Regions from separate parts of the Homo sapiens genome. Here region 2 is linked to region 1. The links are chromatin loops, found by intact Hi-C in ENCODE. Cell type or tissue: HepG2. All regions are shown on one strand. Each heading gives the region's core, and the rest is flanking DNA. Links, peaks and the distances in the headings are about the cores only. Region 1 holds the start of FOXN3-AS3 (FOXN3 antisense RNA 3). Region 2 overlaps FOXN3 (forkhead box N3).

Region 1 (12,795 bases), core at 2,927-10,926:
GTTAACACCATATATTACTAATAAGGCACTTGTCACAACACTGGTATACTACTATTTTTTTATTTCAATAGTTTTTGGGGTACAGATGGTTTTGGGTTACATGGATAAATTCTTTAGTGGTGATTTCGGAGATTTTAGTGCACTTGTCACCCCATAGATAGTCTTTTATCCTTAATCCCCCTCCCAACCTTCCCCCTACTCCCCTCCGAGTCCCCAAAGTCCATTATATCATTCTCATGCCTTTCCTTCCTCACAGTTTAGCACCCACTTATAAGTGAGAACATACGTTTTCCATTGGTTTTCCATTCCTGAGTTACTTCACTTAGAATAACGGCCTCCAGGCCGGGCACAGTGGCTCACGCCTGTAATCCCACTTAGGGAGACCGAGGTGGTGGATCACAAGGTCAGGAGTTCAAGACCAGCCTGGCCAAGATGGTGAAACCCCGTCTCTACTAAAAACCACAAAAATTAGCAGGGCTTCATGGTAGGTGCCTGTAATCCCAGCTACTCGGGAGGCTGAAGCAGGAGAATCACTTGAACCTGAGCGGCAGAGATCGCAGTGAGCCGAGATCGCGGCACTGCACTCCAGCCTGGCGACAGAGTGAGACCCTGTCTCAAAAAATAAAAGAAAAGAATAATGGCCTCCAGCTGCATTTAAATTGCTGCAAAAGACATTATTTTGTTCCTTTTTATGGCTGAGTAGTATTCCATGGTGTATATATACCACATTTTCCTTATCTACTCATAGGTTGATGGGCATTTAGGTTGGTTCCATATCTTTGCAGCAGCAAATTGTGCTGCTATAAACATGCAGCATACTACTATTACTATTAACTAAACTGCACAGTTAATTCATATTTTGCACATTTTCCCCTAATGTCCTTTTTCTGTTCCAGGATCCCATCCAGGACATCATAGGACACATTTGCTCATCATGTCTTCTTAGTCTCCTCTGGTCTGTAATAGATTCTAAGACTTTCCCTGTTTCTGATGACCTTGGGGCTTTGAGGAGTGAGGATCAAGTTATTTTTGTAGAATGTCCCTGCTGAAGGACAAAATCATTGTTTGATGTTTTTCCCATGACTAGACAGGGGTTATGAGTTTGGGGAGAAAGACCACAAAGCTGAAGTGCCAAATTTATGATGTCCTACGAGAGGTACCCGGTATCAACATCACATCACTGAGGATGGTACTTTCATCACCTGTGGCATACTGTTCACCAGGTTTGTCCACTCCAAACTCCCTTTTCCAACCTTTTCCATGCTCTCATCTTTAGAAGTAGGTCATTAAGTGCAGCCATTCCAGGAGTGGAGAGTTCCGTCCCACCTCTTTCAGTGGAGAAAGAGCTACATCAAGCATTTGGAACCCTCTGAATGGGAATTGTGTCTCTTCTCTCATTTATTTGTTTGTTTATTTATTCAATCATTTATTTCTATCAGTCTGGACTCATAGGTATTTATTTTATATTTCCAGTTATAATCCAACACTATGTTATTTATTTTGCTGCTCATCACCGTCCCAGCTTTGGCTACTAGGAGCAACTTCAGGCGAATCCCTTTGACACCCCTGCCCCCCACCCCACCATTTTGTTCTTTAAATATTTCCTTACTTTCTGCTTCTCCATATATTCATCAGCAAAATGTCTCCCTTAAGAAAAGGGTTGCTATGGGGTGATTTATGCCTCCCCAAAATTCCTACATTGAAGATCTAGCCCCCAGTACATCTGAACATGACCTTATTTGGGAACAGGGCCATTGAAAATGTAATTAGTTAAATAGGATGAATTATTACGGGAGAAAGATGGGCCTCTAAGCCAATACGACCAGTGTGTCCTTACAAGAAGGGAAAATTTGGACATAGACACCACATGGAGAAAACGAATGCCAAGTGAAGGTGAAGGCAGAAATCAGAGTGATGTTTCGACAGGCCAAGGAAGGCCAAAAGCATTCCAGCAAAATGCCAGTAAACCACCAGAAGCTAGGAGAGAGGGGTGGAACAGACCCTCCCTCACAGCCCACAGAAGGAACCAACCCTGCCGACACATTGGTCTCGGACTTCCAGCCTCCAGAACCTTGAGACAGTAAGTTTCTGTTGTTTAAGTCACTTGGTTTGAAGTACTCCACGCTGAGCTCTGCACTTCGATTAAAAACAATTCACAAATTTGGTATCAACAAAGCAGGTGTGGAAGAACATCCTAACATACATTCAAAAGGGCACTTTAGAAAACAGAGGCATGGGCCGGGCGCGGTGGCTCACGCCTGTAATCCCAGCACTTTGGGAGGCCGAGGCGGGCGGATCATGAGTTCAAGAGATTGAGACCAGCCTGGCCAACAAGGTAAAACCCCATCTCTACGAAAAATACAAAAATTAGCTGGGTGTGGTGGCGCCTGCCTGTAGTCCCAGCTACTCTCAGGCGGCTGAGGCAGAAGAATCCCTTGAACCCAGGAGGCGGAGGTTGCAGTGAGCCAAGATTGCACCGCTGCACTCCAGCCTGGAGAGAGAGCAAGACTCCGTCTCAAAAAAAAGCAAAAAAGGAAAACAGAGGCACGGGTCTACACATCTCAATATTTAGCATGGTATTTGGATGTGAGCAAGGTCTGGGCAGTGCTCTCAAATGTCTCGCTTTTCCCGCAGCATTTCCAGCCACCTGCAGCTCAGTTCAGAGTGACATTTGCCAAGCACACCTGCAAGTCCTAGCAATAACCGCCCATCTAGTATAATCACCATCTTCTTCAGGATGCTAAGTACCAGCCCCATGAAAGCCAAGCACTTCCCAGGTACCCCTCACAGCGATCCAGCAAGGGGCTGACGGGTGATTCCCCGCATCACAGTGGACCCAGCCAGATCACGTCAATTCGGCATTTTGGGGTCCCTGTTTAATGACTCGGTGTTTCACTTCCATCTTCTCTAGGTCATGTCAACAAGTGGCCTGATGGCTTAGAATTGAACCAAATGCCACATCACTGTTAAGACACAGAAATATTGTACAATTACCCAGTGTTCAGTGGCTTCAGTGCAATTTCACACACTAGAGGATCCTGAAGCAAACTCTCAGCTTTCAGATGAAGGGATGACAGTCCCCAGGAAAGAGAAAGTGACTTGTTCTCATGGACTTAAGGCATGGAAGAGGCAGACTAGAATCTCATCTGTCATCTCCCTCCACCGCCAGTGACCTCTGTGGAGGTGAAATCTAAGCACCGCATGGGCAGAAGCAGAAACTGGTTTTTTTTCCCCCCTCAGTCAACTGGGGATAAAGGCTGGAGGTGACGGAGTGGGGTCTGAAATATTCCTTCGGAAATGATTTTCATTACAAAAGCTCTGGTTCATCTGCATTTTTATGTCTATATTAAAAATCAAATGAAGTCATTAAGCTAAGGCCAGCTCAGAATGCCTCTCGCCTGAATATGCATTCCTGTTCCAACCCCCAGAGCTCCTCTATAATCCTTCGAATTATTAAATAATTACTGTGTTTCCCTCGGGGTCACATTTGGCAACAAAATACTGGTCTAAAGGAACCAATGACATGACCCAGTGAGTAACACTCATGTTCTTAACTTCCTAGAAGCAAAGGGAGATGAAATACTTCTGAGGTGCAGAGTGGAAAACCCAGAGAAGGGTATTCCATGCAGCTTGGAGAGTCGGGGGGTGGGGGTAGAATGACAAAGAAACATGAGAATCTGGGAAATATTTCAATAATTAGTGTCACGTCCTCCTTCACCAACCTTGTACATCGGCAATTCTCCACTCCAATCCTGGTTCTCTTCCATTTGGGGAGTGGCTATGGCCACAAGGAGAAAACCAAGCATATGGCTCTGTCCTTCTGGACATGTCTACTATGTTGGCTGGGCTGCTTTGGAAAATCCCACTTTCTCTCCTACAGCTATATGACCTCAAGTTGTCATTTCGAATAAAGTATGCTTCCACTGATTTTTATGAACACAGACAAAAGCTGCTACAACCTTCCCCCCCACACACCAAACCTTTCAAATCAACTGTAGTTGCTATGTAAGGTTATTTGTTTCTAAGGCAACAGTGTATATCTAAGTACTAATGGCCTGTCCTTTTGCCAGGCAACAAACAGCCTTGTGATGCAACTGCACCTGTCTCGGCTACGCGTTACTATGGAGACGCTCCAGTTGCTATGGGTACCATCACGCTAATCGCCTAGCAAAGGCAGACATACAGCAGTCTTCTCAGAGAGCCCAGCTGTTCCTCCCTGTCTCTTGCTGAAGACTGATTGTCTAGGGCCTGTGATGGAATGCTTCTCAACTGAGATGCAGAAGAACTTCATTAATGCTATTTCAGAAGATCACTTTGTGCTCCCTCCTGCAGAACAAACAGCAGACTAGGAAAAGAATCTGCAAAGAAGTGGACTGTAAAATTCCTGAAGTCTATGACATCATGCCATCCCTAATTAACCTCAACTTGCAGTCCAAGGATAATTCCTCTTAACTAGGTGGTTACGATAGAAACATTTCTATACATTTTTAAATATTTTTTTGTAGAACTGAGGAATGCACTTCAAATTCAAGTACTATGTATTCATAAAAATTGATCTTAAAAATTTGGTTCTGATTATTTGGCTCTCTTTTGGAATCTAACATTAAGACACTTTTTAAAAAAGTGACAGGCTACTTACCCTCCCTTCCAATGATATATTTGTAAAAATGGTACCCATGACCTTACTGTCTCAAACAAATGGGCATGTGAGGAGGATAAAATGTCTCTATTGTTTCTACTGTTCTCCTTGAAGAAGCAAAGACCAAGTAACCACAACAAAATGGTCACCTGGGAGCACCGTCTACATGGAGACTGCGAAAGACAACAGTGGGGACAACTGAGTGAGCCTCCACTGAATGTCTGCAGAGACCGGCCAGATGAGGGGATGATGGAGTTGCCTGCTTGACTCGTTCCTGTACTTTTATCCCAACAAAACATGACACACACCGAGATGTGAAAGCTGTCGACTTTTCTTTGTAAATGTTTCTACCCAGGAAGACATGATTTCACCCACCATGAAGCCTTCTGGAAGCACATTCCTCTGACGCTGCAGCAGCGGTAAGGTTTGTAGGAAATACAACAGTGGATATGCCTCCTAATAATACTTAATTTCTTTCTCATTTACCTGCAGTTATTTTTAAAATCTCGTACGGCCTATTAAATTAATTTCCGCGCAGGTCTCTGCCAAAATAATGCCATTTCAGTAGACCAAAAAAAAGAAGTCTGAATTGCTTACCTTTGATATGCCTGAGGACAGGTGGGAGGTGTATTGAACACGTGTGGGTGTGGGTGATAAGGTGTCTTTTTCAAAGCCTGAATTAGATTTTGTCTATACTCTGGGTCTATGCACCACAACGACCCTTTCCCAATACTCTGCAAAGAAAATTAAAATACAAAGGCATTAATAGAGAATTATTAAGTACTTTGCAATAAGTAGATGTATAGCTATTATCACTTCTTTATTTTTAAAAGCTTCTCATTTGTTGACTGTTTGCCAGCCTTAAATATTATACTGACAGTAGAACTCCATAAAATGCACTTCAATCTTACTTGTATTATGTTTGATAGGCAAAATGAACATATTATTACCAGGTTATGGTGATACAACAATATTACAATTTTCATACCCAAACTACCAATAAAATGAGAATCTCATTGTTTTTCAGCGTCAACATTGAAGAACACGTGCATTCTCTTCTAAAAATGAATTTAACTGTGTCAGATTTCTAAAGTTTGGGGAAAAAAAAAAGAGGGCCGAGACACCCCCAAAAGTCCATCTCTGCTCCAGAAATTTAGTTATGTTTTAAAACCATATGACATCGGGATCATTTTATAAAAACAGAAAAGTAATCCCCTTGTTTCTTTCCAGCTTACTCACAAAAGAATGACATTTACTCTTGGAATAGAATTCTGTAATTACCTTCCCTAAGCAACAAAAGAACTCAGGCAGCAATGGTAAAGCCCAACTCAGAATCCACTATTTATTTTTTGGATTCCTCAGTTCCCAGCAATCGACTCCAGCCATTAAGAGTTGAATCTTTAGAAGTCAAACTTTAAAATGCAAATTTTCTAAAACCGTTCTGTGGAGAGAGGGAGGCTTCCTGTGAGGCCCACTTCCTGTGAAGCGTTTGGTCTATGGACAGCCTATTTTTAAAAATGTAAGTCCTTCCTTTGAGGCCCCCCGGAACTGGCAGCAGGCCGACGGGCAATCGTTCCTCTGGCCGCACACTTTCAAGTGACCGAATGTACCCAAACTGTTTGATAAGGTCATTTGTAAATATTTACTGATTTGCAGAGAAAAGAAGTTAAATTACATAAACCCGTGCCCACCTCCTGCTTTCAGCCAACAGTAAGATTGATGTTGTCCTCCAACATTTAGAAAGCAAACAAGAAGCTGTTTAACTAACATGGGGGAAGGGGACAATCCAAGAAAATCCCACTGAAGGAGCTGTAAAAACAAGTTACTCCTAAAATCTTTTTAAAAGTTTAAAAAAATCTGTGTTTCATCATCAGTTCACCCGAGTAGTTTCCTTACAAACATTATTCACAGAGCCCATTAAAATACTTTATTATCAACAACATCAGCAAGCCGTGCAACTGGAATTAACTCTTTCTGGTGCAATGAGAATAGGAGAATTGCTCAAAACCACAGCCAGGGGCTGGAACCTCTGACCACTCTAGTCACCCACCCCCACGTGCAGGCCTGACCCCAGACACAGGTCAGAGTCTGGCTGGACACTCTATGCTTAAACATCAATGTTCTCAGTTTAACCAACCGGATGTTTAAAGACCTGAAAGATTTCAACTTTGGAAAATTCAACATTCCTACGTGTTTTTTCCTTTCACGCACACATTCTCAAACCCAGAATAGTTCAGGGGGAGCAGTGAGACTTTGCAAGTAAATCAGGCGGGCCACTCAATAATCTGCCCTGGAAGCTTCATCCCTTCCTTTGGAAAAGAGCTGTGCAGAAGAAAGCCAAAAGCTAAGGAGTGGAGAGGTTTGGGGGGAAAGACAGGAGACAGGTAACTACCAAATTTGGAAAACATAAAACAAACCACCAAATCCTGTCAACAGTAGGGGTCTGGCCTGATTCCATCAAAGGCTCCCGGTGGAGCCCTGGGCCAGTGGGACCTGCCTTTCTGATCCCTTGCACCCAAGGCTCCAAACCAGCAATAGCTACACTGAGGGCCATGGCTGACATGTGACCCAAACATTTCTGCAATGATATTGTCTCAATTCTGGAAACCCAATGGCTTTTGTTCTCATCATGGTGGCTTTCAGGGTGGGACCATTTAATCTTAACGCTACAAAAATAATATGACAAAGAAATGAAGGACAACCGGTTGGCCTTCTCAGGGAAATAACCGTAAGCCAAGAACGTGGTTTCTCCTAATCCTAACCTAAGTGTTTGTTTACTGTACCCTTGTATACCCATATTAATGTATGCTACCATTTAAAAGCTAAGCAGATTGAACCCAGGAGCCAGAAGCTGCAGCGAGCGGAGATCGCACCATTTGCACTCCAGCTGGGGCAAGAACAGTGAAACGCCATCTCAAAACAAATAAATACATAAAAATAAAAACAAAAGCTAAGCAGAATAAACCCCCAGGACTGTGCAGGACATTCACAAGGTAATTGATCCAGATGCAGAGAGGCAGGCTGAAGAATAGTAAGAACAGGTGATCTGGAGCCACACAGACGTTTCCTGAGTGGCCCTGCACAAATCACAGCGCCATGGGAAGTCTTGCTTCCTCACTGGTAAAACAGTGACCCACTTAGAGATAGCTGGGAGGCTCAGAGATGGCATAATATAAAACACCTTCAGTAGCGGCCCTACCTACAGGTACTCAATAAATGGCAGACAGCATCATGAAAATCTCCTTTTGGACACAAGAAAGACAATGAAACTGGCTTACAATGTCTTTCATTGAACCATATCTGATTGATTTTCATCTCCAACAGCAGCGGTGGGAAGGGCCTCCAGCAAACAGATGGGACGAGTGAAGATAAAATGATCATCTATTTGAATGCAGTGGTGGTCCTGGCTCAACAAATTCACTGGGAAGAGCTTTTTGACATTCTCAGCTCCCCCTCTATTTTCATCACTCCCTGCATCTGCTTTCTATGAACCCCACACCCCACACTCACTACTGGGACTTCTCCCTTGCTAGGGAAGCTACTATCACTGACTCATGACTACCTGGCTGCTGAAAGTCTTTTGCCCAGGTCTCTGCACTGTCAACATCAAGCTGAGGTTTAATTCCATACTTGGTCAGTTCATTGTGGCCATCTCCCAAAAAAAATTTTTTTTTTGAGACAGTCTCATTCTGTCACCCAGGATGGAGTGCAGTGATGTGATATCGGCTCACTGCAACCTCACCCTCCCAGGTTCAAGTGATTCTCGTGCCTCAGCCTACCAAGTAGTTGGTATTACAGGCGTGCATCACCATGCCTGGCTAACTTTTTTTTTTTAAGGAAAGAGATGGGGTTTCACCATGTTGGCCAGGCTGGTCTTGAACTCCTGCATTTTCAAGCATTTTCTTGGGTTTCATGTAACAGTTTGGAGTAGTAAAATGGTTTACTTGAAAACTTTAAAAATGGAAATATGCAAAGGATAGAATGCTCAAGTTTCTTAGGCCAGGAAAAATTACATTTAATGTTTCTAATAGGAGAGAGAAGGCTATAACTTGATTATAGTTGTGTAGTAAGTTTGAGAGTTGGAGCTTTCTTAGAAAAATATCTGCATCTCATCTGAAGACAAGAATATGGAATGCTTTTTTTGTTTGGTTTTTTTTGTTTGTTTTTTCTTAGACAGAGTCTCGCTCTTGTTGCCCAGGCTGGAGCGCAGTGGCACAATCTTGGCTCATTGCAATCTCCGCCTCCCAGGTTCAAGCCTCTCCTGCCTCAGCCTCCTGAGTAGCTGGGATTACAGGCACCCGCCACCACGCCCGGCTAATTTCTGTACTTTTAGGAGAGACAGGGTTTCTCCATGTTGGCCAGGCTGGTCTCAAACTCCTAACCTGAAGTGATCCGCCCACCTTGGCCTCCCCAAAGTGCTGGGATTACAGGCGTGAGCCACTGCGCCCGGCCGTGGAGTGCTTTTTATTAAAAAAAAAAAAAAAAAAGAAAAGAAATAGGCCAGGTGCGGTGGCTCATGCCTGTAATCCCAGCACTTTGGGAGGCCGAGGTGGGTGGATCACCTGAGGTCAGGAGTTCGAAACCAGCCTGACTAACATGGTGAAACCCCATCTCTACTAAAAATACCATAATTAGCTGGGTTTTGTGGTGGGTGCCTGTAATCCCAGCTACTTAAGAGGCTGAAGCAGGATAATCTCTTGAACCCAGGAGGCAGAGGTTGCAGTGAGCTGAGATCGTGCCATTGCACTCCAGCCTGGGTGACAGAGTGAGACTCCGTCTCAAAAAATAAATAAATAAATAAATAAATAACTGTGAGGGCCACACACCATTAAGTGTCGGGGAATTCAAAATAATAAGCGAAGAATATTCATTTATAGGAAAGTATGCGTGTGTATTCACACTCACATTTTTGTGTGTATATATACACTAACACCCCCAGAAAAAAAACTGAGAAAAATTACATGGAAAAATGAGTAAAAAAAATTATGGATGAGCCCAAGTTTCTTTTAAAATTAAAAACCACCTGGGGGAATAAAAATCAACTCTCTATTAAAAATAAAAAATCAATGCACAAAAAGAAAAGCAAACAAGAGCCCATATTGTAGGAAGAAATGGTTAGCAAAAATGTAAAAAAAAAAAAAAAAAGTAATTTTTTTTTTTCTTTTTGTGGAAATGGAGTCTCACTCTGTCGTGCCCAGGCTGGAATGCAGTGGCGCAATCTCAGCTCACTGCAACCTCCGCCTCCCGGGTTCAAGCGATTCTCCCGCCTCAGTCTCCCGAGAGGCTGGGATTACAGGTGCCCGCCACTATGCCCGACTATTTTCTTTTTTTTTTGTATTTTTAGTAGAGACGGGGTTTCGCCATATTGGCCAGGCTGGTCTCGAACTCCTGACCTCAGGTGATCCGTCTGCCTTGGCCTCCCAAAGTGCTGGAAATACAGGCATGAGCCACTACGCCCAGCCTATACTTTAAACATTGTTATTCAAACCGTGGGCCAGATACATTCATGGGTCATGAAATGAACGGAATGGATCATAAGCAGCACTGTTTTAATGGAACAGAATGTAACAAACTAGAACCAAATAGAATGGACTACCATATATCTGCAGTAACATATAGTGAAATTTGTATTTGCATAGTTGTGTATATACATGTTTACTGATCACCAAGTAACATACACTTCTTACTGGGAAGCCGGGTCAACAAAGTTTGGTATCCACTGATCTAGGACAGTAGTGTCTGGTTGTGTTTTTTCCCCCTTCTCACCACTTGTGAGGAAGAAAGCCCCCTATTAGCAACAGTGGGGGACTTACACGTGGCTCTGGGGCAGTGCCTAAAGAACGGGGATAAGGAGGCAGGCCCCATGTCAAAGTGGAGCAGGCACCACCTCTGCCCAGGCCTGTTCTGCCCTGGCCAGGGAGGGATAGCCTGTAACAATTTCAGTTTGTGCAGAACATTCAGGTATGAAAAGAAAAAAAAAGAAAAAAGAAAAAAGGACCAAAAAAAAAAAAGTATGATTTTTAGACTTTAAAATTAAGACAGGCCAGGCATGGTGGCTCACACCTGTAATCCCAGCACTTTGGGAGGCCGAGGTGGACAGATCACCTGAGGTCAGGAGTTCAAGACCAGCCTGGCCAACATGATAAAACCCCATCTCTACAAAAATACAAAAATTAGCCAGGCATGATGGAGGGTGCCTGTAATCCCAGCTACTTGGGAGGCTGAGGCGGGAGAATCACTTGAACCCTGGAGGCGGAGGTTGCAGTGAGCCAAAATCGTGCCATTGCACTCCAGCCTGGGCGGCAGAGCGAGACTCGATCTCAAAAAAATATATAATAATAATAATTAAATTAAATTAAATTAAAACAACACAGAAAGTTTACATTTTATAACAACCTTATTATGCAGATGATATTTACACTTCAGAAATATTTAAGACAATTGTAACCCTGTAAAGCTGATGAGATATTAAAACAAGACAAAAACTGAAAACGAAATGGAGTGGGGAGCTGGGTGTGTGTTGGTGATCTTGAAACAATAGCTTTTGATGTTTCTGACACACCATTTTGGAGGGTGCTTCTAACACTACCCACCTTCATTCATTCCTTCATTCATACGCTCATGCATTCATTCATTCATTCCTGTGGTGCCTACTACATGCCAGGCACCATGAAGGGTCCACTTGTGAATACAAAACAATACAAAAAGGAGACCGACCTCCTGAAGCTTGGATTATAGATGGGAAAAAACACAGTAAGTAAAGAAATAAATAAGCAAGATTATGACAGACTGTAATACCTGCTAGGAAGGAAACAGAATAAGCCATGAGTTAGAAGAAAGGAAGTTGCTGCTGTGTGAGAAATAAATGGGCTGGAAGTGGCAAGAGCACCTGCAGAGAACTGATATGACGGTCCAGGACCAAGATGACCATGGGTGTTGGTTCAGGTGGGCAGCAATGAGACGGAGAAAGGAGGACAGCTCCCGAATGTACTCTGAGGCCAGTTAGCGGCTCACACCTGTAATCCCAGCACTTTAGGAGGCCAAGGCAGAAGGACAGCATGAGTCCGGGAGTCTGAGACCAGCCTGGGCAATACAGTGAGACCCCATGTCTACAAAAAATACAAATAAAAATTAGCTAGACTGCTGCTTGAGCCCAGGAGTTGAGGTTACAGTGAGCTATGATTGTGCCACTGCACCCCAACCTGGGCAACAGAGCAAGACCCTGTCTCTTTCTTAAAAAAAGGAGATAGAGCAGGGCGTGGTGGCTCACGCCTGTAATCCCAACACTTCAGGAGGCTGAAGCGGGTGGATCATCTGAGGTCAGGAGTTCAAGACCAGCCTGGCCAACATGGTGAGACACCATCTCAACTAAAAATACAAAAAATTAGCCGGGCACGGTGGCATGCACCTGTAATCCCAGCTACTTGGGAGCCTGAGGCAAGAGAATCGCTTCAACCTGGGAGGCGAAGGTTGCGGTGAGCCGAGATCGTGCCACTGCACTCCAGCCTGGGAAACAAGAGTGAAACTCCATCTCAAAAAAAAAAAAGAGAGAGAGAGAGAGCTAGAAACCTGATAAACAGCAGTTGACACTGGCAATGCAGATCAAGTAGGAGAAGTAATTGATATTCAGTAATGGTGTGGGATCATTTGATTTTCCATATGAAAAAATATGTATATAAACATATACTAACTGGGTTTGTGTACATATACTTTGTGATGTTCTCATGATGATGCAATTGCCTAACGACGTATTTCTCAAAACTTATTCTCGCTATTATGCAACGCGCGACTGTATCTGGAGGAATGGACTGCATAAGCCACCTCTCTCCCCTCTGCTATACCCTCATTGACCCCAACCTTTCTAGCAGAAGCTCATAAATGTCATGGTAGGCCTGAGATTGTCTGGCTTTAGAGGTTTAACATCAACTGGTTCCTCTGTAATAGGGGTTAGTAAACTTTTCTTAAACAACTTCTCTTTCTGTTACCAGGTCCTCTAATGCATGGCCAGGTCCAACGGCTTCTCAAAGTACATTCTATAGTCTCTGTAGGTCACATGGTCTCTGTTGCAACAACCCAACTCTGCCATCATAGCACAAAAGCAACCATCAATGTAAACAGATAAACGTGGCTGGGCTTCAGTAAGACCTTATTTGCAA
Region 2 (12,795 bases), core at 3,233-11,232, 140 kb before region 1:
GCATACTTGTTTTTGGAAAAACCAAGAGGGCTTGATAATCGCCAGAAAATATGATGAACAGACCCAGGCAGATTGGAAGGGTAAGATCGACGGAAGATGATGGCGTGGACAGCGGAGGTTTCCGTTCCCAGTGGGGCGGCAGCAAGGACAAAAACATCTGGAGAGGCGCTCTGCAGGCCCGCCTGGCAAGCTGGTGGATCAGGTTACTTCATGACGGCAACTGGGTTCGTTCCGTACCATGAAAACCATATTTCATCTTTCAATAGGAAAAAAATTACAGCTAGTGTTATACAAGCAAAACGAAACAAAGAAAACTGGAAAACAGAGAAGGAAAAATCAACCACCGTAACTGCCATCATGCCTGCGGTTTTCTCTCATCCTTTCAACATTCTTCTAGAAAGAGTTTCGACTTTTTTTTCTTCTTTTTTTAAACTAAGCTTGCTTTAAGCCTAAGCCGTGCCTGGGAGCCTTCAGACTTTGACTATGCCAAAGGACAGTGTGGCCATAAAATGTTTAGGGGAAGAGATTTAGAGGGGAGCAGAGGGGAAATAAAAATGAGTATCTGTTTTTAAGCCAACAATTCAATCTCTTCTTTAACAATAAGAACAACAATAGTAGTAGCAGTAGCGGCAAGAGAAAAAGACAGTGGTAGATAAATATGGAAGGAGAACTCATGGTAGCAGGCACCTGTAATCCCCACTACTTGGGAGGCTGAGGCAGCAGGATCGCTTGAACCCGGGAGGTGCAGGTTGCAGTGAGCCGAGACGCACCACTGCACTCCAGCCTGGGCAAAAAGAGCAAAACTCTATCTCAAACAAAACAAAATAAAGCAAAACAAAACAAAACAACACAACTCCTCCAGCTTAAAGGAGACCTAAGGGACACATCCATCAGTTACAACGTATGGAACTTTATTTGAGTCTAGATTAAAAAAAAAACAACTGGCTAAAAAATTATAAGCTTTTGGGGAAATACAAACACCGATGGGATAAATACTAAGGAACTGTTAACACTATAAGGTGTGCTATTGATATTACTATAGTTGTATGTTTAAGAATCTGTAAATTATTGAAATACGTAATGAAATACATACAGAAGAAATTATATGATAACTGAGGATTTGCTCCAAAATCCTCATTACTTGGGGGTGAAGGAGGTGGTGGAAAGTGGGACAGGGGCAGATGAAATAAACTTGGCCAGGATTGATGACTGCTGGGTGAAAAGTATACAAGGGTTCATGATTCTGTTTTTTGTGATATATTTGAAATACTCTACAGTAAAAAGTTTTAATGGGGAAAAAATGGTAGCAAAATATACTAAACGTACTGTACCAGATGTGGAATGTACCCTTTGTCAACAAAGACAGGGCCCATAACATGGAGCTCCAGGTGACACTGTGCTCCAAGAATGCCATCAGGGAAGACAGGCTAGGTCTAAGCTCATTGAAGTTTTATTTCCCTCTTGCAGATGAGTTAAACTTGACCTTCCACTATAATCAGTGTTAAACAGTGGTTAAACCTGGTGCTTAAACAGCGTGAGAAGCACAGCAGGCCCAAGTGTGTCTGCCTTCAGTGCATGCCTGGTTGGGGTTGGGGGAGTCTATGCGGGAGGGGACAGACATGAGCACCCTTCTGACCCCTGCAGGCAATTAACTGATACTTTCAGGCAGGGAGTGCCATTATCTTTAACTCAGCAGGCATCACTGTACATAATGAGAGGTCATAATTATAGTTCTCTTTTTAAAATGTGACCACAGTATCCAAATTGACCTCTTGTGGCAGGCTGGCCTACATGCTGGGAAGTACAAAAAAAGGCGGGTACGGGCCCTACCCATTGGCGTGACAATGATGGGCAGCCAGGGTCCCTTTGCAACTTCTGAGGTCAGGCATCCGCGCTTATTCCCTGGGGAACTTCAATCTGTTTAGGGTTTACTAATTATCATTTTTCACTGAGTAGCATTTTACTTCTTTAAATAGACACAGACTAGCCAGGGCTTTTTACTGGGGAAAAGGCAAAAGCAACGACTCAAATTAATATGCCAGTGATGATGTGCATCTACTGTCTATCCATGGAATCACCAAGTTGAAAAGATCAATTTCTGATCATTTTTCCACTTTAGTATTTTGTAAGATTGCTACAGAGACTCTTTCACTTTAAAAATGCTGACTTATTATACTATTATACCTTATAATTGGCCCCACCTAGCAATATCTCGAGCTCCTACAGCCCAAACCATTATATAGACTGAACTGTCTGTGGGGAAATGCAACCTGCCTGGATTTTCATATAGACAGACTCTCTCAGTTCTAAGCACAGAATAATAGAATTTTTGAGCTAAAAGAGACCCTCTGAAATCATCTTACTGATGAACAGTGTGAAAAAGATCTACTTGAATTAGCGGGCTGGATGGAGGCTGAGACAGGAGCCAGGTTCAACCAGGGTCTTGAGCCACAATCTGCTCGACCCCTCCACCTGTCTCTTAAACATCAAAGAAGCTACATCCCAGTGATGCCTTCCAGAGAAACACAGAAGATCTCCCAGTTTTTCTTTTTTAACAACATTAGACAAGTCCTCTCAAAGGCCTCATTTCCTAACCACGCAACGACAAACACACTAAAATAAAATGAGGTACTCACCTACCTTCCACGGATATTTGGAAGAATAAACTTTTTGTTACTCTAAAACACTTCGGACTCACTGGATATTCCATATATATGAATGATATAAACAAATGTGATGATAAAATCACAGGGGTGAGGAACTCACAGAACCAGCTGTAGTTACCACCTTATCTGGCGGCCACGTTAATTCCAGTTCTTGCTTCCAACACAAAGCCCAGGCAGCTAATCTGTGCCTCTCCCATTCCTTTACGTATTAGGAGCTTCTGCTCCTTTACCTTTCCCCAATAGGTATTCAATAACCCTGACGAATGGCCAATATTTTTCCAATGATATTTCAAATCCTTAGCCAACACTAGAAAAATTTGAGAGATATTGGAGCACCAGCTAATTCCTTCCCGGCTGAAAGGAGGAACAGAAAATTCCAAAGTGTGACATAAACAGTTTCAGATAAATAGCAGACAATGTCACACCACAACATTTACACAGCGGAGTGACGATTCCTGCTTGAAGGCATGGGCTTTGAATAAATGGCCCTGAGAAATACAGTTTTTACCAATATGCTTTTCTTGAATAGAACCTGGGAGTGAATGATGTTCTCTATATTTGTAAACACTTCTTTATTCAGAAAAGCAAAACTTACCCACTATTCAGAGATGGCCAAAACTAGAGTTTAAAGAAAAGAATAATTGCTTTACTCCTTTTCTAGGCATGTCACTACTAAGAAATATGACTATTTCCTTTTGGTTCAGTAAAACAACACAAAGGAACAAGTCTAAATACATCACAACAACGGTATTTAATTGGGCCTAGTGCATTTGCATCTCAATATAAAGTCACTGCATGATATACCAATGCGGATGCACTGATGAACTTCATTCCACCATTGTTAACAGATAAGGAGAAACTTTTCGGTGGGAAATTCTTCATGTTTTACATTATTTATTGGAACATTTCATGTACTTACTTGGCTGAGAAACTCCAATTCCATGCTACACAAGTATTTTGCAAAATATGTGCCTACTTTTCACAGTCCCAGAACTGTGGCTTGACACAGCACCTAGCATACTGATACGGTTTGGATCGGTGTCCCCACCAAATCTCATGTTCAGTTGTAATCCCCAGTGTTGGAGGTGGGGCCTGGCAAGAGGTACCTGGATCATGGAGGTGGATCTTCCATGAATGGTTCAGCACCATCCCTTTGGTGCTGCTCTTGCAATGGAGTTCTCACAAGATCTGGTTGTTTAAATGTGTGTGGCGCCTGCCCCCGCCCCTCTCACCCTCCTATGAAATGCCAGCTCTCCCTTTACCTTCCTCCATGATTGTAAGTTTTCTGTGGCCTCCCCAGAAGCTGAGCACGTGCCTCCATGCTTCCTGTACAGCCTGCAGAACCGTAAGCCAATTAAACCTCTTTTCTTTATAAATTACCCAGTCTCAGGTATTTCTTTACAGCAATGCGAGAATGGACTAAGACACATACTGTTGTCACTCAAATACTCTATTTAAATAAAAGCCCTGATTCTCTAGAGTTTTGCTTTGCTGCTCAGTAAATCAGCCTCTACTATATTTATCCCTAAGTGTCATTTGCAGCATTAATTAACACAAACAAGCCACGTATTTAAAGACCATCATTTCCTATTTTAGTTACATTTTGGTTGTAGACTGCACATTTCATTTAGTTATTTGTCAGTGTAAGGACAACCTCAGCACCCAGTAATGGAAAGGGTTAAAAACAGAGGTGCTATCGAGTCAGCCCCTTCCTTGGGTGGTTCATCAGACAGGTTATCAAAGTGAAACACTCCATCGACAGGGTAAAATCCTGGCATCTGCTGAGTGGCAAATTCGGCTCACTTCATTTTGCTTTATTTTATTCTCCAAAGAAACTATACAGTTTGGACTACAGAACACAATTAATTTTTACATTTCTCCACTCTCTGGCAGCTTATTTTCTCCATCTAGACATGTTGCAAAAACCAAAAAACAAAAGAGAATAGCTAACAAAGCCATAGTGGATTTATTGTATTGATTCCATTTCACATAAAGATGTTAATTCATCCAATTCTTTAAAAAGTTTCATTACCTTTCAACTAGAATATACTGTGTCCCACCCAAGCCAGCTGATGTCACTCTACACGTTTCACTGTGCAGTTTTTACTTCTGGAGGGACCTGAGCCCAGATTCAAAGCAATTTTGGAGATTAAGCTTTGCAAGTAAATTCATTTTTATCACAATCTTCATGTTCCAAAGTGGCCAAGTTATCTTGGTCATGTTTATTAACTAAAGGTAATAGGAAAGATCCTAATCAGAGCTTCAGTGTATGCAACTGTAGAAACCAATTCTCTCTCTGGATGTGGACAGAAAGTTCTCAACTCCAACCACTGAATCTCATTAGTGTCCTGGGACCTGATCAACAGTACCATGGCTTGCTGATGACCACCCAAACAAAAGCAGTTTCTGGAGGAGCAAAGAGTCGCTTATACTGAAGAAAGAACAGGAAACAGGCTACAAAGAGGGATCTGGGGTAGGTGGTCAGTCCACAGGAAGACTTAAACCTGCAGAAAGTACATGTAGACACTGGGAATTTGTGCATGTTTCTGGAAAGGGTCCATAGCTTTTATCCAATTCTTTTAGGAGTGGATTATACAGAAAGGGGTAGCACTGGCTTCAGATTCACTCATCATTAGGTTGAGTCTCACCCCAGAGAGCATCAACAGAACAGAACGAAATTCTCTCCCCTTGCTAAAAGGAAGCATTATGATCCTTTGGTCTGGGATGATCCTGAAATATTTGCTATAACAGGAAGATGTGTTCTGCTAGGGACTGAATGTTTATGTCTCCCTAAAATTCATACATTGAATCCCTAACCTCCAATTTGATGGTATTTGAAGATAGGGCCCTTTGGGAGGTGATAGAGTTAGAGGAGGTCATGTTCTTCATGATGGGATTCGTGGCCCTATAAGAGTAGCATAAGTAGTGACCACATAAGAGAGATCTCCTCTTCCCTCTCCACACAAGCACAGAAAAAAAGGGTAGGTGATGATACAGCCAGACGTGAAAGTCTGTACACCAGAAACCATACCCTGCTGGACCTTGATCCTGGACTTCCAGCCTCCAGAACTGTGAGACAATACATTTCTGTTGTTTAAGCCACCTAGTCTGTGGTATTTTGTTATGGCAGCTGGAATAGAATAAGACATGTTCTTTGGCCAGTGTTATGTTATCAGAATCTCACAATTCACAAGGATCGTGTGTTGGGGGCACTGTGGATTGCTCCTTCAAACTGCGGAGGTTGGGAAGCTACAGTCTTCATCTTCCAGACTTCCTTGCAGCTGGGGTTCTGGGGGTAAATTCAGTTCTGCCAATTAGATGAAGTCAGGCTGAGGTGAGGTGAGGCCCCCTTTGGCTGTGTGAGTGGCCTGCAATGCTGCAGAAAGGCTGGGTTTTCCTGCCGTGACCTCCCAGTGCCCATTCTCCAGTGCCTGGGTGTCAAGAGGCAGTTGCAGGGGTGGCAGTGGGCTCTGGGTCACAGCCATGAGGTGTGTTCCTGACCACACAGATCCGGCGATGGCAGCCTGCCTGGTGGCTGGCTCCTTAGGATTCTGGAAATCATTTCTGAAAGGCTGGCCTGGGTCCCCCTCCTTTGGCCCTTCCAACAATTTTGTAAATACTTAATTCTTTGTATTGCCTCCCTTTCTGCCTCAACCCCTTAAACTACTTATCACTTCTGTATCTCAGACCACAGAACCAGGCACATCATTAAAATCCTCCATGTCTGGAGGGCCCAAAGAGCTGTTTGCCTCCAGGAGGGCTCTGCTGGTTTAATGAGGATCAGGTTTGACACCGCTAAGGAGCAGTTACTTTCTGGAGCTCATTGTTGCTAAAGAGATACGTTATAAAAAACTCAGGTCTTTTAAGTTGACAATTTCAAAAAGCCACTCAAAGGCAGACCAGGCCTCTGCAGTTTTACAAGGTTAGTAGAGGGAGGGGGAATTTCCTCATTTTGTTTTTCTGGACATAGAGATACCATCTGGGCATGCTCCTGGCTGCCAGCTAAGGCCTCCCCGTCCAACATCCTTCCCAGGCACAGGGAAGTGTCAGAGCAGATGGATAGAATGTGACCACACACCTGCTGCCCATCTCTCCCCCAACCTTCCATACAGCATTGCCTGGAGACAACCTCAGTTCAGCTCTGAATCCTTGCCTTTCACCAAGGGCCTCATAAGAAAAGGGTATCTGTGGAACCTTCGTAACTACATTAAATTCTGTTAAAGACATTTCTTACCTTACTCATTGAAAGCCCCAAGACAGGGGCTCATTCTTAGAGGCAGGCACTTCACTGGTATGTGTACTTATACCAGAAATAAGAGCTGTGTGTACCATATTTCTCTTTTTGCCTTAGCTGCTAGGAAACTCGAAGATGGGTTTTGAATCGGTCACTCTAGTTTCCTTAGACCCTGCAGAGTGACTGTCCCTCTCTCCCCTTTTTGAAACATATAGCTACTGTTTCAAAACCCTACCTTAAGGATGGCTGATTCCATTGTTTCTTGCACCTTATCATTATAAGTCACCTCTCTGTTTTGGGAGACAGCTGAAATATACAGATAAGTAAAACTTAAGTATTTGTTTTTGGCTAGCTACTGGTTTGAGGACATGAGCCTTTCAGCCCACCCTGTGTGGAAAATACTGAAGAGAGGTAATAAATAAGGCCCTTTCCCATTTGTCCTGGGGGAGGCAGTAAGACTGCCCCCACCCCAGAGGAAATTTGACAACTATGTTTCTTAAAGAAGGCATACAAATATCAAAAATTGTGGTGCAGTTGCTTAAGGCTATACCTAATAATTTATTAAGCTATTGTTTCTTCTAAATTTTATACTCACTGTAACAGTAACAAAGATAATATTACCATGTACATTGTTGACAGATGGGTCTTTACTCAATGAGTTTTCTCACGGATCTTTAAAGAGTTTAAAAACTAAGTCTCTTGGGGCAATATGCAAACAAAAAAAAGTGGCAAAATGTTCTGGAAGAAGTTACAAAGTTCCCAAAGATGAACAAATAATTCAGTGTGCCTTCTCTCTCAACTTTGATGATATATCTTTTTTGTTTGTTTGTTTAAAATACCTACCAACCAGTCTGGGCAGGTTTCGGATGGCCACTGTTTCCTTATCTGTAAAAGAAGGGGGTTGGACTAAACCTCTAAAATGGATTCTATCATCTGTGAAGCAAGCTCCGTCATCCTCAGCTCCACCCGATGTTGAAAGAGGACCAGGTTTGTACGTGCAAGTCCCTACTAGAGACCAGGTCCCTGCCTCCTGCACCGTGCGGATGACTGCACTCCCTTGGCTGGACAGAAAGGGTCACCCTTGCCAGGCCTTCTTGTTTGGTTAATCTCTTCACATCTATTTGCTCCGCTGCCCCGACAACTTAACAGCAAACAAAGGCCTGGGCTCCATGCCACTCACTCCGAATCAGGAACCTGCCTATTTTGTTTACTTTGGGGCACAAGAAGGAAGCAAACAGCAGCTTTTGTAAGTCAAGTTGGTGATAGTCTTCACTCAATTACGGCCGTGAAAAGAGGGAGAGATGGAAAGGACCCTTTTCCAGGGCAGGCACTTCATGCTGACCCACTCTACCCAAGTTTCCTTTCACTGGCATCGACCCTGGAAGTGGCTCGACTTTGAGGGAGCTAACCATATTTTCTGCACTTTGTCAGACTGTTTTTTTCTCAGCCCAGTGGGGACCACGTAATGTGAATGCCTTCTATCTAAGCAGAGTATTTTCTTGAAAGAAAAAGCACAGGCTACAACTAGCTCCTTGGGAGTAATACAATTCCATTTTCTGATTCTTATCATCAGGCCAGATGCTGCTTCTGACTATAAAACTATTACCGGGTAAGGTGAGGCAAGCCAAGTGCTTTAAATAAGCAGAATTAAAAGAATTTACCATCAGATGGTTAACAAGAAAAGGGAGAAGGTACATTAGGCGAGGGTAGTATATTCTATGGAAAATATTTTGCAAGGCGTCTAAACCAGACAAAAACAGGATTGGTTGGTTTATTACATAATTAAACTGCAGTCAGCAATGGGCAGGGTCTTCTGTCTTTTAAAATCCAAACTAGTTATTCAAGTTTCATTAGATACAGTTTAGAGATTCTATTTGGGGAAGGAACCCAATTTTTTTTTTTTTGTCTGGGTTAGAGTTAAAAAAAAGAAGTGCTGCTTTGCAAATCTGGATTCTAGTCTCAATAAAACAATCACAATCCCCTCCTCCTTCCTCAAATATCTTTTTTGCTTCATTTCTTCAGAGTTAGGAGAATAGAGATTTTTTTTTTTTTGGCAGAAAGCCAAAGTAATATCCCAACAAGATATCTGACTTCTTTACAGAGAGACATACTGTTTCATGTTTGATTTTGATTTTCAAAAGCAGAATAATTTTCACATCATTATATAAAAGGCTTCCACTATTTAAAATGTCATTTCTAAATTAATTTTATACCCCTGAGGCAAAATGCATCCGACCACATTGAATTCTACCCGTTTAAAGAAGGTGGGGACTTGGTGAAAGTGGCAGAAAAACTCTCAGTCTTTAGAACAAGAAGTCAAAGTCAGTTGTTTCTGGAAGCTGGTTTTGTTTTTCATATGGCATGTCTCCAGTTGTGAATCCCCATCAGATGAAATGCAGAAGAAAAGTGGCTCTTCTGTGCAATTTCTGCAGTGTGGCAGTCAGGAGAATTTGTTGGCCCAAGAGACCTACAGCAACATTCCTGCGTCTGGCGGCGGCGGCAAGACAGCTGAAAATTTGATGACTTGCTATCTTAAAATCTTAACAGCTGGGCAGATGACGGAATAATGAAATGGCTCCTTGTATCTAAAACTCTTCATCTCACCTTAAAGACAAGCCAGCATATTCTTAAGAAAAGAACCTCAGTGACCTCCTGATAAAGTATATTAATTTGCCAAGTGTTGTTCTAGAGGAATGCCTACCTTTTCTCATCAAAAGTCAGAAGTGACCATTTGTGCCCAGGAGCAAAGAGTTAAGCTGAGCAGTCCAGTGCCCTATGGGGCTACAGGTGCCTAGGCTGATGTATCCTAGTGATAGGAAAGTTGGTTAACAGGCACTTACAGAGGACTTCCTGTGGACACGCACACAGGTGTAGGGTAGGGGCTGGGAGGGAGGAGGTAGCTCAAGGAGGAATCATTCCAGCAATAAAAGGCTTTATGCTCTAATCGGGTACAAACTTTCCATCATCCCTGCTTGATAAAAAAGAAAAAACAGATAAACACAAAAACCCAAATGTTTACCCAAGGCAGAATCAGCTGTAAGGCATAGGTCAAAGGGGAAAATGTCTCGGCAGGTAAGGAGTTTATAACACCATCATAGAATAGATGCATTCAGAATGCATCTAAGCCACTCTCCCACAACCTAACCCGGGTGCCCAACATTTAGTGCCAGAACCTCTGGAACTACCTTCCAACAGGTCTCCCTGCCTCAGTCTCCCTCCCTGCTATCCCACTCTCCTCATGGGACCACACTCAGGCCCCTTTTTCCTTCTAAGCTTCTGTAGGCTCTTCTCCATCCTTCAAGATGGTCCAACTCTGCTCTCCAGCATTCAAAGCCCAATGGCTTGTGGCCCTTGCTGAACCAAATGTCCCCCAGCCAGGTTCTCACTGACCTCAGGCCAGGTTTGGTCTTAGACGGTTTTATCCATGATGCCACCCATCTAGAATCACTTCCCCAGACTTTCTTCCTAAGAAAACTGTTCCCACCCCTTAATGAAAATCCACCTTCCACAATCCACAATCCTCATTGTTCCCTGCTGCGTGTGGCTGTCATCAAAACCTTCCACAGCCATCTGATTTTCCATTTTTATTACCCTACAACCAGGCCAGATGCTTCTTGAGGGCAAGGAGTGTGGAAATGGCATCTTCTTATTCTCTATATCTGCCCTTCCCCCAGCCTGGCCCTATGCTGTGCTGATTCTGTTGAAGATAACTCTTTAATTTCTCTTTTAGGAGGATCCTGGGTAAACGGGGTATGTAAATCTGGAAGCTGCTCAAAAAAGAAACAGTTGTTTTAGGAAAATGACAAGGGTGTGAGATCTCAAAATGTTTTTTTGGTTCGTTTTTGAGACAGGGTCTCACTCTGTCATCGAGGCTGGAGTGCAGTGCTGCGATCACAGCTCACTGCAGCCTGGACCTCCTGGGCACAAGCAATCCTCCTGTCGCATTGCAGCCTCCCAAGTAGCTGGGACTACAGGCACCTGCCACCACACATGGCTATTTTTTTCCTTTTTGTAGAGATGGGGTCTCTCTATGTTGCCCAAGCTGGTCTTGAACTCCTGGGCTCAAGCAATCCTTACTGTCTTGGCCTCCCAAAGTGCTGGGATTACAGGCATGAGCCACCACGCCTGGCCTCAAAATGTTTTTATGTGTTCTTCACCTCTGCCACGCCTAGCTGCTAGTAAGAAGAGTGCCAAAGACTCAGAGTCCTGGAGCCAAACACATCTGGGTTCTAATTCGCCATTTCATTCACTTGCTGTGTGCTTTTGGGCAACCCACTTCACTTCTCTGAGCTTCAGTTTCCTCTCCAAAGGGGACCATGCACCCTAGTTCATAGGGAGGTGGTGAAGAATTACATCTTCTTTAAAAGCACAATTAAAAATTATATTTAAAATAGTCTTGGTAGTTCCTTTGGAAATGTCAGCTTCCCATGCCCACCCATGGGTCCCAACAAACTACCAAAGGGAAGGAACAAAGTCCAGTCCCCGCCAGCTTTGCAGTGACCCACTTCCCTCCTGTTTGTGGGAGCCCTCCCCAATGCTGAGCCTGCAGCACTGCTGCCGGGCCTGGCTCGCTATGCTGGTGGCTCCCTGAGGTGCTGGTGCACTCAGGCAAAATGAACCGAACATCTGTATTCTATTTGCTAATGAGCAATCATCATTTGTACCTTTTTCCAGCCTGGGATTCAGCTGCTTGGAATACTAATGCCATTAGAAATTGGAATCTTTTTTGAAAAACACATACTCTTTTAGCAAAACCCGGTTTCACTCACTGACATTTTTATGGTTCCTGGGATTCCTTGGCAATTCACTGCTGGTTACAAAGCCCTTAATTCCCCCTGGGCCCCTCTCCGCCATGCCTGCACCTATCTGTGTAATATTTGGGTGTGTGGGTGGGGATTGGGATCCAGAAGACTTGACTGGTCCTAGACTTGCCTTTTCAACTAATTCAGTGACTATGATCGGACAAGTCAATGGAGCATTCCTTTTTAATCATGTGATTTTTAATTAATCACAAGATTAATACAAGACTACAACTGCTTATTTTAAAACTCAGGTCATCACAAGAGAGGTCACCCAATCCTATTCCCTTGCCTTTTCCCTAAAGGTAACCTTACAACCTTGGTGTGCACCTGTCCTGAGCTTTTTTCTATGAAGATGAGCATCTGTGTCTTTCAAAACAATTGAGTATTAAGTTTGTGTGTGTTTTACACATGTGAAGACAAACGTATACATTGTTCTACAGCTTGCTTTTTTCATTCAATGATAAGTTTTGTCTTCTATTCAAGAGGGATATGGCTCATGCCTTTTCATTGCTGAAATTCAATCTATTTCAACATTTCCCTGGTCATGAACATTTTAGGTTGTTTCCAATCTTTGGCTTTTATAAAGAATGCTGTAGTGAGCCTCCTTGCACACGTCTGGCTGTGGACATGTGGGGCTGCTTTTCTAGGGAAAGTGACTCAAAAGAGACTTTCTGGGTCTTGCTTTCCTCATCTGTGAAATGAGAGGTCTGGACTGAACAGTCACCATTATGACCCTACTTCTATTGTACGTTTTGTGGCATTAGGAACCAACGTAGGAAGCCTTTGTTTCTATACACAAACTCTATTCTCAATTCAGCACCCGCTAAGACTTTCCCTAACCTTCCAAGGTCTTCCATAAGCAAAGCTCATTTATTCTTATTTTCTCCTTTTATTTAACAGATTGTTATTCTCAATCCTGCATCTTTGTCAACTCCCTTCTTCCCCTAAGAAATTCCTGCTTAATACTTGACAGGCACTGATATGGTTTGGCTCTGTATCACCACCCAAATCTCATGTCGAATTGTAATCCCCACATGTCAGGGGAGGGAGGTGGTGGGAGGTGACTGGATCATGGGGGTGGATGTCCCCATCT

What was found. A loop is a pair of places that touch in the nucleus more often than their neighbours do. Peaks named below come from ENCODE experiments on the same cell type or tissue, not always from the same donor. Only the 100,000 strongest peaks of a DNase experiment are listed, where the experiment ranks them.
Region 2: a loop joins it to region 1, with 2.0 times the contacts of the local background. A loop is called at or near these places in 1 of 110 quality-filtered maps.

What each region holds. Positions count from the first base shown.
Region 1 is chr14:89,345,436-89,358,230 of GRCh38, forward strand. It overlaps FOXN3 (forkhead box N3), which reads right to left. Exons shown (of 6, transcript NM_005197.4): 3 at 5,237-5,373. It overlaps FOXN3-AS3 (FOXN3 antisense RNA 3), which reads left to right and starts at 4,852. Exons shown (of 2, transcript NR_188029.1): 1 at 4,852-5,058. RefSeq lists a silencer at 5,981-6,030 and enhancers at 7,180-7,895, 8,237-8,336. In HepG2, for the core only: no CTCF peak of the experiment used is centred there; DNase peaks (open chromatin) are centred at 6,286 and 6,716.
Region 2 is chr14:89,206,409-89,219,203 of GRCh38, forward strand. All of the region lies in intron 4 of FOXN3 (forkhead box N3), which reads right to left. Among named protein-coding and RNA genes, the nearest start is that of FOXN3-AS3, 140 kb to the right of the region's middle. In HepG2, for the core only: a CTCF peak has its summit at 7,967; DNase peaks (open chromatin) are centred at 5,713 and 8,023.